Linked DNA regions of Homo sapiens: region 2 is linked to region 1. The links are chromatin loops, found by intact Hi-C in ENCODE. Cell type or tissue: HCT116. All regions are shown on one strand. Each heading gives the region's core, and the rest is flanking DNA. Links, peaks and the distances in the headings are about the cores only.

The links. Peaks named below come from ENCODE experiments on the same cell type or tissue, not always from the same donor. Only the 100,000 strongest peaks of a DNase experiment are listed, where the experiment ranks them.
Region 2: it touches region 1 in a loop (5-fold over the local background); 19 of 110 quality-filtered maps call a loop at or near these places.

The regions. Positions count from the first base shown.
Region 1 is chr9:120,751,670-120,760,241 of GRCh38, forward strand. It overlaps FBXW2 (F-box and WD repeat domain containing 2), which reads right to left. Exons shown (of 8, transcript NM_012164.4): 8 at 5,305-8,572. Among named protein-coding and RNA genes, the nearest start is that of FBXW2, 37 kb to the right of the region's middle. In HCT116, for the core only: a CTCF peak has its summit at 4,368 (motif pointing right); a DNase peak (open chromatin) is centred at 4,332.
Region 2 is chr9:120,980,403-120,982,902 of GRCh38, forward strand. C5 (complement C5) reads right to left here. Exons shown (of 41, transcript NM_001735.3): 26 at 2,253-2,412; 27 at 1,442-1,537. Among named protein-coding and RNA genes, the nearest start is that of C5-OT1, 29 kb to the left of the region's middle. In HCT116, for the core only: a CTCF peak has its summit at 1,431 (motif pointing right); a DNase peak (open chromatin) is centred at 1,459.

The sequences.
Region 1 (8,572 bases), core at 3,272-5,771:
CTATTACCTGTATGTTTGATCTTTGCTGCTTTCAATATTTGTCAATTTCCCTCAAATCTTGTTTATCTCTTCATTTCCTTTTTATTTAAACATATCTTTCTTTTTCACTGTCTTTTATCTCTTAAATCATTATCTGTTTATCTGTTATTATTATTATTTTTGAGATGGGGTCTCACTCTGTTGTCCAGCCCGGAGTCAGTGCTCAAACATGGCTCACTGCAGCCTGGACCTTCCAGGCTCAAGTGATCTTTCCACCTCAGCTTCCTGAGTAGCTGGGACTATAGGCACATGCCACCATGCCCAGCTAATTTTTTTTTTTTTTTTGTAGAGATGGGGTTGCATCATATTGCCCAGGCTGGTCTTGAACTCTTGGGCTCAAGTGATCAGCCTGCCTTGGCCTCCCAAAGTGCTGGGATTACAGGTGTGAACCACCATGCCCAGGCTGATGTATTTGTTTTTAAGTTAGTCTTGGTCTGTTTTATGGTGTCTCCCTGGTGTGTTTTCATTGTCTGTAAGGATGTTAATCTGCTCCTTCTTCGCATTTTTTTCTTAATAACTGTGTATAGAATTTGATCTTGATACTTTTATATTATTTTTATGTAAAATTTGTTTTCCTGACTTTTTGGAATGAGTGTATGTTCAGGCAAGCTTTTCAACCTTCTCAGAGCAGTCCCTCTTCTCTTATGTATGGATTCAAACATATTGCAAGTTGCTTTCTGGCATTTCCTGCCTCTGTCTTTATCCTTTCTTGAGTCTGGGCCATCTCTTACTTTCCTCTCTTGTCCCTGTCCTGCTCCCAGGAGTTTTAGCCCCAGGAGTTTTCCCTGGTGTGGGGCCTTGTCCTAAAAGAGAGCCGATCAGCCTCAACTGTTTATAAGGGCTACAGTGCTCCAGCCCTTTCAGGCGTTCTTGCCTTAGGTCCTTGTTCTCATCCACTGTTGGAGAGCCTCTCCCAGCTTCAGCTGACATTTTAGGATTGGCAGCCCAACTCTCCATTGATCACCTGTTGCCTATTTTGGATTCTCCTGTTCTCAGGCCTCTCATATACTATCTCTTTTCCTTCCTTCATTTTCCTCCTACAAAAATGTTCTTGTGGCAATAGGTATTTCGCCTCAACTACTGTATTCTGGGGCTCATGAAGTTACCTTGTACCTAGCTTTGTTGAAAGTACTGTCTGGGCCCTTGGTTTTGCTATTCAGTTGCTGGGTTTTTTGTTTGTTTGTTTGTTTGTTTGAGACAGAGACGCCCAGGCTGGAGTGCAGTGGCATGATCTCAGCTCACAGCAACCTCCCAAACTCCGCCTCCTGGGTTCAAGCGATTCTTCTGCCTCAACCTCCCGAGTAGCTGGGACTACAGGCGCATACCACCATGCCCGGCTAACTTTTTGTATTTTTAGTAGAGACGGAGTTTCACCGTGTCAGCCAGGATGGTCTTGATCTTCTGACCTCGTGATCCGCCCGCCTCGGCCTCCCAAAGTGCTGGGATTACAGGCGTGAGCCACCGCGCCTGGCCTAGTTGCTGTTCTTTGTGTGGATTTGAAGAGATTAAAAACCAGGCTGGCACCACCACCAACCTGCTCATTTTGTGTTTTCAGTTGTTTAATGATTTTTGCCTTCAAGTTCTAGCAGTGTCTTCTGTGTTCCTATATTTAATAAAGACCCGATGAGTGATACAGTTCCACCAACCATGCATCTAGGTTAGCAACCTAGAGCCAGCAAACAAAGAGTATCAGTTTATAGAAAGTCTGTATCTAGAATCCTTCTACTAGCTTACAAATCTCTTGGAGAGTTACTTCCTCTATGGAACCTTGGTTATCACCCTTAAGTAGAACTTCTTCCTTCTTGGTGCTTCCTTCATGACACCTCTTGGGTTTTGTGTGTGTACTATCCTAGGGAACCTGAGCTCCCAGAAACAGTGACCATACACGATTAATCTACATATCCCCAGGCTCCAGCACGATGCCTGATACAGAGTAGAAACCTCATACGTGTTTCCTGAAAGAGGGAGTTTGAGCTAAAAGATGCCTGCAGCTGTATTATATAACTAAAAAAAAATTAATTATTCTTAAAAAAACTCATGCTCGGCCGGGCGCGGTGGCTCAAGCCTGTAATGCCAGCACTTTGGGAGGCCGAGGTGGGCAGATCACGAGGTCAGGAGATCGACACCATCCTAGCTAACACGGTGAAACCCCATCTCTACTAAAAATACAAAAAATTAGCCGGGTGCAGTGGCAGGTGCCTGTAGTCCCAGCTACTCAGGAGGCTAAGGCAGGAGAATGGCGTGAACCCAGGAGACGGAGTTTGCAGTGAGCCAAGATCGTGCCACTACACTGCAGCCTGGGCGACAGAGCAAGACTCCGTCTCAAAAAAAAAACAAAAAACAAAAACAACAACAACAAAAACTCATGCTCACTGTGGGAAACTTAGAAAATACAAAAATAAGCAAATAGAAAATATTTTTCTCATTCTTTTTTTTTTGAGATGGAGTCTCACTCTGTCGCCCAGGCTGGAGTGCAGTGGCTTAATCTCCGCTCACTGCAACCTCCGCCTCCTGGGTTCAAGCGATTCTCCTGCCTCAGCCTCCCGAGTAGCTGGGACTACAGGTGCGTGCCACCACGCCCGGCTAATTTTTGTATTTTTAGTAGAGATGGGGTTTCACCATGTTGGCCATGCTGGTCTTAAACTCCTGACCTCAGGTGATCCACCTGCCTCGGCCTCCCAAAATGCTGGGATTACAGGCATGAGCCACTACACCCAGCAGACGTGCATGTATCTTTATGGTAGAACGATTTATATTCCTTTGGGCATATACCCAGTAGTGGGATTCCTGGGTTGAATGGCAGTTCTGGTTTTTAAGCTCTTTGAAGAATCACCACACTGCTTTCCACAATGGTTGAACTAATTTACACTCCCACCAACAGTGTATATGTGTTCCCTTTTCTCTACCTCTCCAAAGTTCATTCTTTTTTTTCTTTGATACGACAAAGTCTCACTGTGTTGCCCAGGCAAGAGTGCAGTGGCGTGATCTCGGCTCACTGTAACCTCTGCCTCCCAGGTTCAAGCTATTCTCCTGACTCAGCCTCCCAAGTAACGAGGATTACAGGCACCTGCTACCATGCCCAGCTAATTTTTTTTTCGTATTTTTAGTAGAGACGGAGTTTCACCATGTTAGCCAGGCTGGTGTCAAACTCCTGACCTCAGGTGATCCACCTGCCTCTGTCTCCCAAAGTGTTGGGATTATAGGCGTAAGCCACCAGGCCCGGTCAAAAAAAAATTTTTTTTTTTTTTTTTTTTTTTTTGAGACAGAGTCCTGCTCTGTCTCCCAGGCTGCAGTGCAGTAGCATAATCATGGCTCACTGCAACATATGCCTTCTTGGCTCAAGCAATTCTCCCACCTTAGCCTCCCAAATGGCTGGGACTATGGGCGCATGCCACCACGTCTGGCTAATTTTTGTATTTTCTGTAGAGATGGGGTTTCACCCTCTTACCCAGGCTGGTGTCAAACTCCTGGGCTCAAGCAATCCACCAGCCTCAGACTCCTAGAGTCCTGAGATTACAGGCCTGAGTCACTGCACCTGGCCATGTTATTTTTTGACTTTTTAATAGCTATTCTGACTGGTGTGAGATGGTATCTCACTGTGGTTTTGATTTGCATTTCTCTAATGATCAGTTATTGAGCTTTTTTAAATATGCTTTCTTTGGACACACACATGTCTTCTTTTGAAAAGTGTTCATGTCCTTTGCCCACTTTTTAATGGTTTTTTTTTCTTGTAGACTTGCTTAGGATCCTTACAGATGCTGAATATTAGACCTTTGTCAGATACATAGTTTGCAAATATTTTCTCCCATTCTGTAGATTGTCTATTTACTCTGTTGACAGTTCCTTCTGCTGCCTACTGATGTCTTAGCATGACATGCCCTATGATAACTGGAAATAAAGTAGAAGGCAAGTACAGTATTAGAACACATTTAGGCTGGGTGCGGTGGCTCACTCCTGTAATCCCAGCACTTTGTGAGGCTGAGGTGGGCGGATCACCTGAGGTCAGGAGTTTGAGACCACCCTGGCCAACATGGTGAAACCCCATCTCTACTAAAAATAACAATTAGCTGGGCATGGTGGTGTGCGCCTGTAATCCCAGCTACCTAGGAGGCTGAGGCAGAATTGCTTGAACCTGGGAGGCAGAGGTCACGCCACTGCACTCCAGCCTGGGCGACAAGAACAAAACTCAGTCTCAGAATGTGCAGTAACCTTAAGTGCAAGAAAGTCCTTGGTATAATTAAACGTCTTCTACAGCAACGGAATCTGGCTCTCATTACTAGCTGCAACTCCCAAATTTTCCACTAGGTGGCAGAACAGGCTAGATAATAGCCGGGGGTTCTCAACCTTAGTGGGCATCACAAACACCTGTGGGTCTTCAGCCCCAAAGTTTGATTCATTAGGTCTGGGTGTGGCCTGATAATTAGCATTCCTAACAAGCTTCCAGGTGATGCTGATGTTTCCAGGTGATGCTGGAAGGAAAGTACATTTTGTGAACACTGGATTACAGAAAATCAATGTAGACCAACCCAAGGCCCATTCACCCATCCATCCATCCATCCATCCTTCCTCCAGTTTACTTTGTAGTTCTAGGTGATGTGAGCACAGAGAAGAATGAGACATGGTTTGTTCTCAAGACATAGTCGGGTGAGGGAGAAAAGGAAAATGAAAAAAATAACTCTTAGTCTATTATTTCCACCTCTCCATTTCTTCCAATATACAGACTTCCTAAGTGTTGTTTTTCTCTTCTTCTGTCAAATAGAGTTTAAGCCTTGTGCCCTTAAAGCCTGAAAGATCAACTAGCCCAAGAGCTGCCTTACATGGCTAAACCTGCTGAACTAAGAAACTCAGGAATGTTTGCTATCCTATAAAAAGTTTCAGATAGAAAATCTCCTCTCTGAACTTAGAAGCTGGAGATATAAAAGCACACCTGACACCCTCGAGTCTGCATTGAGTAAAAATAAAACACAGGATTACTATGTTCTTAGAATCTGTGCTTGGCTGCTTTCCAAAATGAATTCCTCATTTTAAACTTCAATATATATTATGGTTAATTTGGGGAAAAAACATTTTGACTCATGACTGTCCATATTTTCCTTTAAATAGTATTGTTGACTAGCTCTAATCTTTGGTACTGGGTCTTACTAGATCTACTTTTTGCATAATTTGTGATGTACCATATAAACCAGTAATATGTAAACAGATTGTGTATAGGTTTACTTGACACAAATCCTTTTTATGTAATGAAAGAACACTTCAACGCATGTCTTGGGTTGAACTATTATTTCTAAATCAGTGATAATTAGATTAGTGAAATTTTATTTATAGCCATAATTCATCTCGACCAATGATTTCACAAGTATTTGAAAGTGTAATGGGTAAAAGATGCAGACAGAATTCAAGAGATACAAATAAGCACACATAAAAATATGTCATTTTCTCTCTAGTCCCCTCCCCCATAAAAATGTTGTCATGTGTTAAAGAAATGTCAGTTAAAGCAACCTTGAGATACTTCCTTTATATCTATTAAATTGGCAAACATGTTTAGAAATGTTCTTTCTTGACTCGGGCAGTGGTTAGACAAGTGTTCACTTCATAACTATTCGACAAAACTGTGTGTTGTATGCACTCTTCTGTACCTGTAACAGAAAATACTAAGAAAAAATTCCACTGCTTTTGCGAGTAAGTCTTCTACTGGAACTTGTTCTAAGGAAATATGCACAAAGAAGTTCTCTGTAGTATCTTCTAAAAAGCAGAACTGGAAACTACCTAATTATCTACCAAAACAGAAATGGTTTAGCAAATTACAGTAATGAAGGAAAATTACAAAATATTATGGTAGTTGTAAAAACCTAAAGCACATTTTTGAGAATGTATTACAAAACAATGATTTGCAGTACATAAATCCATACACATGTGCATAAGGATTAGAAGAGAGTATTAAAAATCGTAATGATAAAGGAGCTCTGGGTAATTTTCTCCATAAGTTTTTATTACTGTTAGATTATCTTTACCACAGAGAGCACAGAACATGTGGTTAAAATGCAAAGGACAGGAACATCCCACTGGCAGGGACTACTCATGTCTAATCACAGTGTGATCATTAAATATTCTCTCCAAATGTACTCAGAACACTTCAGATGTTTACAGGATATGGCAGAAGAGGGACGTCTAAGAGAGGAAAAGCTGTGTGGAATTGATCTTTCATTTGCTTCTGATCTTTTATTTTCAATTTTAGATGCTCTGGAAGTTATTTTTCTTCCAAGTTTAGATAGCTCTTAAGACAATCCATGGAATTCATTAAAATCTCAATGAATTCCTACTCTCAATCTTACAATGTTGCTGGGGAAACCAGGTATTCACTTGTATTTTGGAAAAAACTGAGAATCAAGGATGAAAGTTAATAGTTGTCTACTGCAAAAGGTACAACAGTATTTATTGCTAAATGAACTGCACCACTAACCTTACACAAAAATGCTCAGTGAGGCTGGAGTGGGGTATGGTGGTCAGCAGAGGCTTTAAAGATAGTGGGAGATCAATGGGATTAAAGCCTGGCCCTAGGACTGGTGGAAAGGAACATCAAGAACTTTCCACGAGGATGGGAGATTAACACCCAAAGCGCAAGGGTGGAAATAAATAGAGGAGCAAGAACTGTTTGCTCGAAGAAATTAGCTAGGGCTCCATGATGTTAAGGAATCCAGATGTGCCCTGATGGTAACGGAGAGTTACCAAGATTGAACAAGAGCAAGTAAGTGCTCAAAGAAGTGGTTGGGGAGACTCCCTGGAAGCAAAGCATAAGACAGGTTGAACAGTGCACACAAGTGGTGAAGGCAGAAGGCAGCAGTCGGGATTTGAAGAGACTTGAAATACAGAAAGAACAGACAAACATGAAAACATGGAAAAAATCCAGGTGTGTGGGGGCTGAAAATCAGGGCTTCAGCCTCACCACTTACTATAACTCCTCTAGGCAATGAATCACTTTACCAAGCCACAGCTTTCTCATCTGTAAAACAGGAATGACAATCTGCCCTTAATGATGCTGTCAGGGGATCAAAGGTGCAGGGCCGTGGTACTCAAATGACAAGAAGCCCCGTAAGTTTAAGTTAGTAAGAAAGAACTCATGCAAAGATGTGCTGGATAGACACATCCTTGGGCAAAAGAGAGGAAGACTATTCCAAGGTCTGGAAGCAAAATGGGACTTTTACCCACCCCATCCCTTCATTTGCAACTATTCATGAAATTCACCAAAATTATTTCCTTGTGTTTTACCTTTATTGTTTTGCTTTTTGGATCACCTTCAGAAATGGTTATATTGTTGAGTTTACCTTCTAGAAGATGCAGAAACAGTAAAAAAACAGAGCCACCTCAGATCACTCAAGGGGTTGTTCTATTTTCAAAAACACACTGACTTTTGAAAAGTCCCTGCATTGGTTGGATAAAATGTCTGAAGTGGTTGGGGGGAAAGCAAGACAAAGTCTTAACTACAGAATATATTTTTAAGGAAATGCAGCTTTATTACTTTCAAGTACAAACAATAACTTGGGCTTGGCTAACCAAATTTGCCTAATTGAGGGAATCTGCTTTAATGTACAGATATAAATGATTTATAGTTAACACAATCACTCACGGGTAAAAAGAGTGCTTCTATGATGCAAGAAAATAACTTCTCATCTTAGAGACATCTTGTTCCACAATCACCCCACTATTTGCTTAAGCAACCTCTTCTTCCCCCTACCCCACACAGTTCAAATATAAACTTTATCTCATGCCCTCTAAATCACAACATACATCAAATTCGTGAAATATGAGTTGATTACTTTTTCCACATTGCTATAGATGTTGGATTGCTGACAGAACTATCTCTTCAACCTGAGCATTCTCATCAAGTATACTAAGTCTAAATCAGTGAAATATGCCTGTTCACAATCTGAGTACAAAGACACCAAAACATGAGCTTTTATCATCTGAATTACTAATTTTCCAGGGTTGAATATTAAAAACACATATTTACTTGGGCACATTTATGAAGAGTAGAAGTAGCTGAATTCTTTAGGCTGCAATAATTAAGTGGGTTTACACTGGTCAGGATTGAATTACTAAATTTAAACAACTGAACTGTTCCAGGAAAGACAAGAAACACTGAAACATCCTAACAGCAAAACAGCTTTTTGCACTGAGCGTGACCATTCAGTCTGATTAGGCTGATGGGAATGGTGCAAAGACTACTCAGTAATCCATTTGAGGATTTATTCTGAAAAAAGTTTACTTTCCTAGAGCAGGCATGGGGAACCTTTGATCAGAAACACTGCCAAAGATGGCTAATGGGCATTGTGTCAAAAAAGTGAATCTGTTCTTTTCATCAGACATTCTGAGGACAGCATAATTCTCAAGTGTCTTGGTTGTCTAAACCAAGCGAAAGCACCAGCGTAACCAGGTAGGAGGGCTGTGTCAAGAAGACGGACCTAAAGGGCTTCTCCCCTATCCTGACAACTGTGTCCACAGGCAAAGGTGACAGTATGCCCTGCCCGGACTGCAT
Region 2 (2,500 bases), core at 1-2,500, 230 kb after region 1:
AGCAAATCCCTCCGAGAGAAGGAGCAGAGCATAATCTTGGAAGGGACAATGAGGTTGTCCAAATCAGGTTAAGCTTTTTGCCTCTGAATTCTCACTTTCCTTTTAGAGGTTTTGTGCCTTTAGTTTCTGAGTACACCGTCAGACCTAGCCTCCAGGAAGAAAAGGCACCGAGCATAGACACAATTTCTTTTTTTTTCTTTTTTTTTGAGACGGAGTCTCGCTCTGTCGCCCAGGCTGGAGTGCAGTGCTGCGATCTCGGCTCACTGCAAGCTCCGCCTCCCAGGTTCACGCCATTCTCCTGCCTCAGCCTCCGGAGTAGCTGGGACTACAGGCGCCCCGCCACCACGCCCGGCTAATTTTTTTTTTTTGTATTTTTGGTAGAGACGGGGTTTCACCGTGTTCGCCAGGATGGTCTCAATCTCCTGACCTTGTGATCCGCCCGCCTCGGCCTCCCAAGTGCTGGGATTACAGGCGTGAGCCACTGCACCCGGCCCATAGACACAACTTTTATTGTTCCCTCTCAGCGTAGTTGCAACAGGCACACAGGTTCAAAAGGAGTTACACTTAAAAAAATAAATAAATAAAACAATAAGTAGCAGAAAGAAACCCTAACTGCCACAGTACTTTTAGATCCTAAGAATGCCTGGGTAAATAGTCCCGATCACTAGTCCTGACGCCACCAAAATGGTTGTGTTGGGCAAGTGGGCCAGCAGAAAGCCTGCTGCGATGCTGCTAACATCCTGCCTGCCTCCTCTCCCAGCTCCACATGCATCTCTCACCCATGTGGCCACTAGGTGCCTGGGAACTAGTCTTCATTGATTATTTTGTCTTGTTAAGCTTCTGAAACAAACTGAAAACAAATGGTTTTGTTTTGTGCTTCCAGTTTTGCAAATCCACTTGAGATTTTCCATCTCAACCTTGGAAATCTTCTATGTTGATTTACTTAGGTGGCTCATCACTTTTCTCCCGTTTCCAAGCAAATGTTGTTTGGAAGGATTTGGAGGATACACATTTGCTGTTGTGTATCCTCAGTACTTGCATGATACAGAATGCTTTCACTATAGGATAACAGTAACATATAAAGCAGGATTTAGCAAAGATAAGACAGAGAAGCTGGGGGCACTGGATCATTCTTCCATCCCAGTCCCAGCTATCAGTTTTAGACCCAGCTCTACAATTTATTAGCCTGTGACACTGGGAAACTGAATTCACCTTACTTAGTCCTCAGCTTTCTCAACTGCCGATGAGTAGGTTGGACTAGGTGGTCTCTAATATCTATCATTGTTCTGAAATCTTTCAATTCTGGAGTTTAAGTTATTTTCAAGTTATTGGAAAGAAGGAAAAGAAGCTTTTGAAACAAAAGGTCTTCTGATTGGTGGCCCCTCCAGTATATAGTACAGAAATAGATGATGGGTGTGAGAGAAAGAAAACTCTTACTTACCACCAGGGGGCATATATCGAAAGCCTTTCTAATTCCAATCACAGTAAAGGCTGTAAGATATAAGCTGTTCTCTCGGGCTTCAACAGGCAAGGTACCCTAAAAAGAAGCAATGTTTTAAAAGGGGAGTGAAATGGTGTCTTTAAGGCGAAATGACCTGATTCTACTCTGTTTTTTGTTTGTTTGTTTGAGATGGAGTCTCACTCTGTCACCCAAGCTGGAGTGCAATGGCTTGATCTTGGCTCACTGCAACCTCCGCCTCCCGGGTTCAAGCCATCCTCCGGCCTCAGCCTTCTGAGTAGCTGGTACTACAGGCGTGCACTACCACGCACGGCTAATTTTTGTATTTTTAGTAGAGACGGGGTTTCACCATATTGACCAGGCTGGTTTTGAACTCCTGACCTCATGATCCGCCCGCCTTGGCCTCCCAAAGTGCTGCAATTACAGGCGTGAGCCACCGCACCTGGCCTCTACTCTGTGTTTTAAGCCTTATCTCCCACTCTTTCCCTTCCTGCTTCCCATTTCTCAATAAGCCCTGGGTCTATCTCGCTTGAGTGCTTTCACTTGCCCATCTACCTCCACCCCGTTAAACGAGAGGTCTAAGATATCACTTCTCTGATCTCTAGTGAACTGTCTGAAGATCGCTTCACTTCAGATATTATGGGAAAGACCTTTGTATATTTTGCTTGTTCACAAAGGAATTTCTTGCAGAATTACATTTTTTTCTTCTTCTTCTTCATCCTCCCATAATCAGATGAGAATAAAACTCAAACTAAATAAAACTATTGCTAATTTGTGCATTTGGTTTCCTTACCTGTAATTTTATTGGTTGATACTGTGAATTTTCCTTGAAAGATCCATTATCTAATTGATAATTCTCAACTAGCCACAATAAAGAATTACAAATTGAATTTTGGTTCTGCTCTACGTATTTATTTACTTGTCCAAGTACTCTTAAAGCAAAAGCTGTTAACCTTTAAGACAAAATCAAATAAATAAATATTTAGAACGCTGAATCCCTTTTGACTTTCAATTAATTTATACAACTTTATTCTTTAAAAG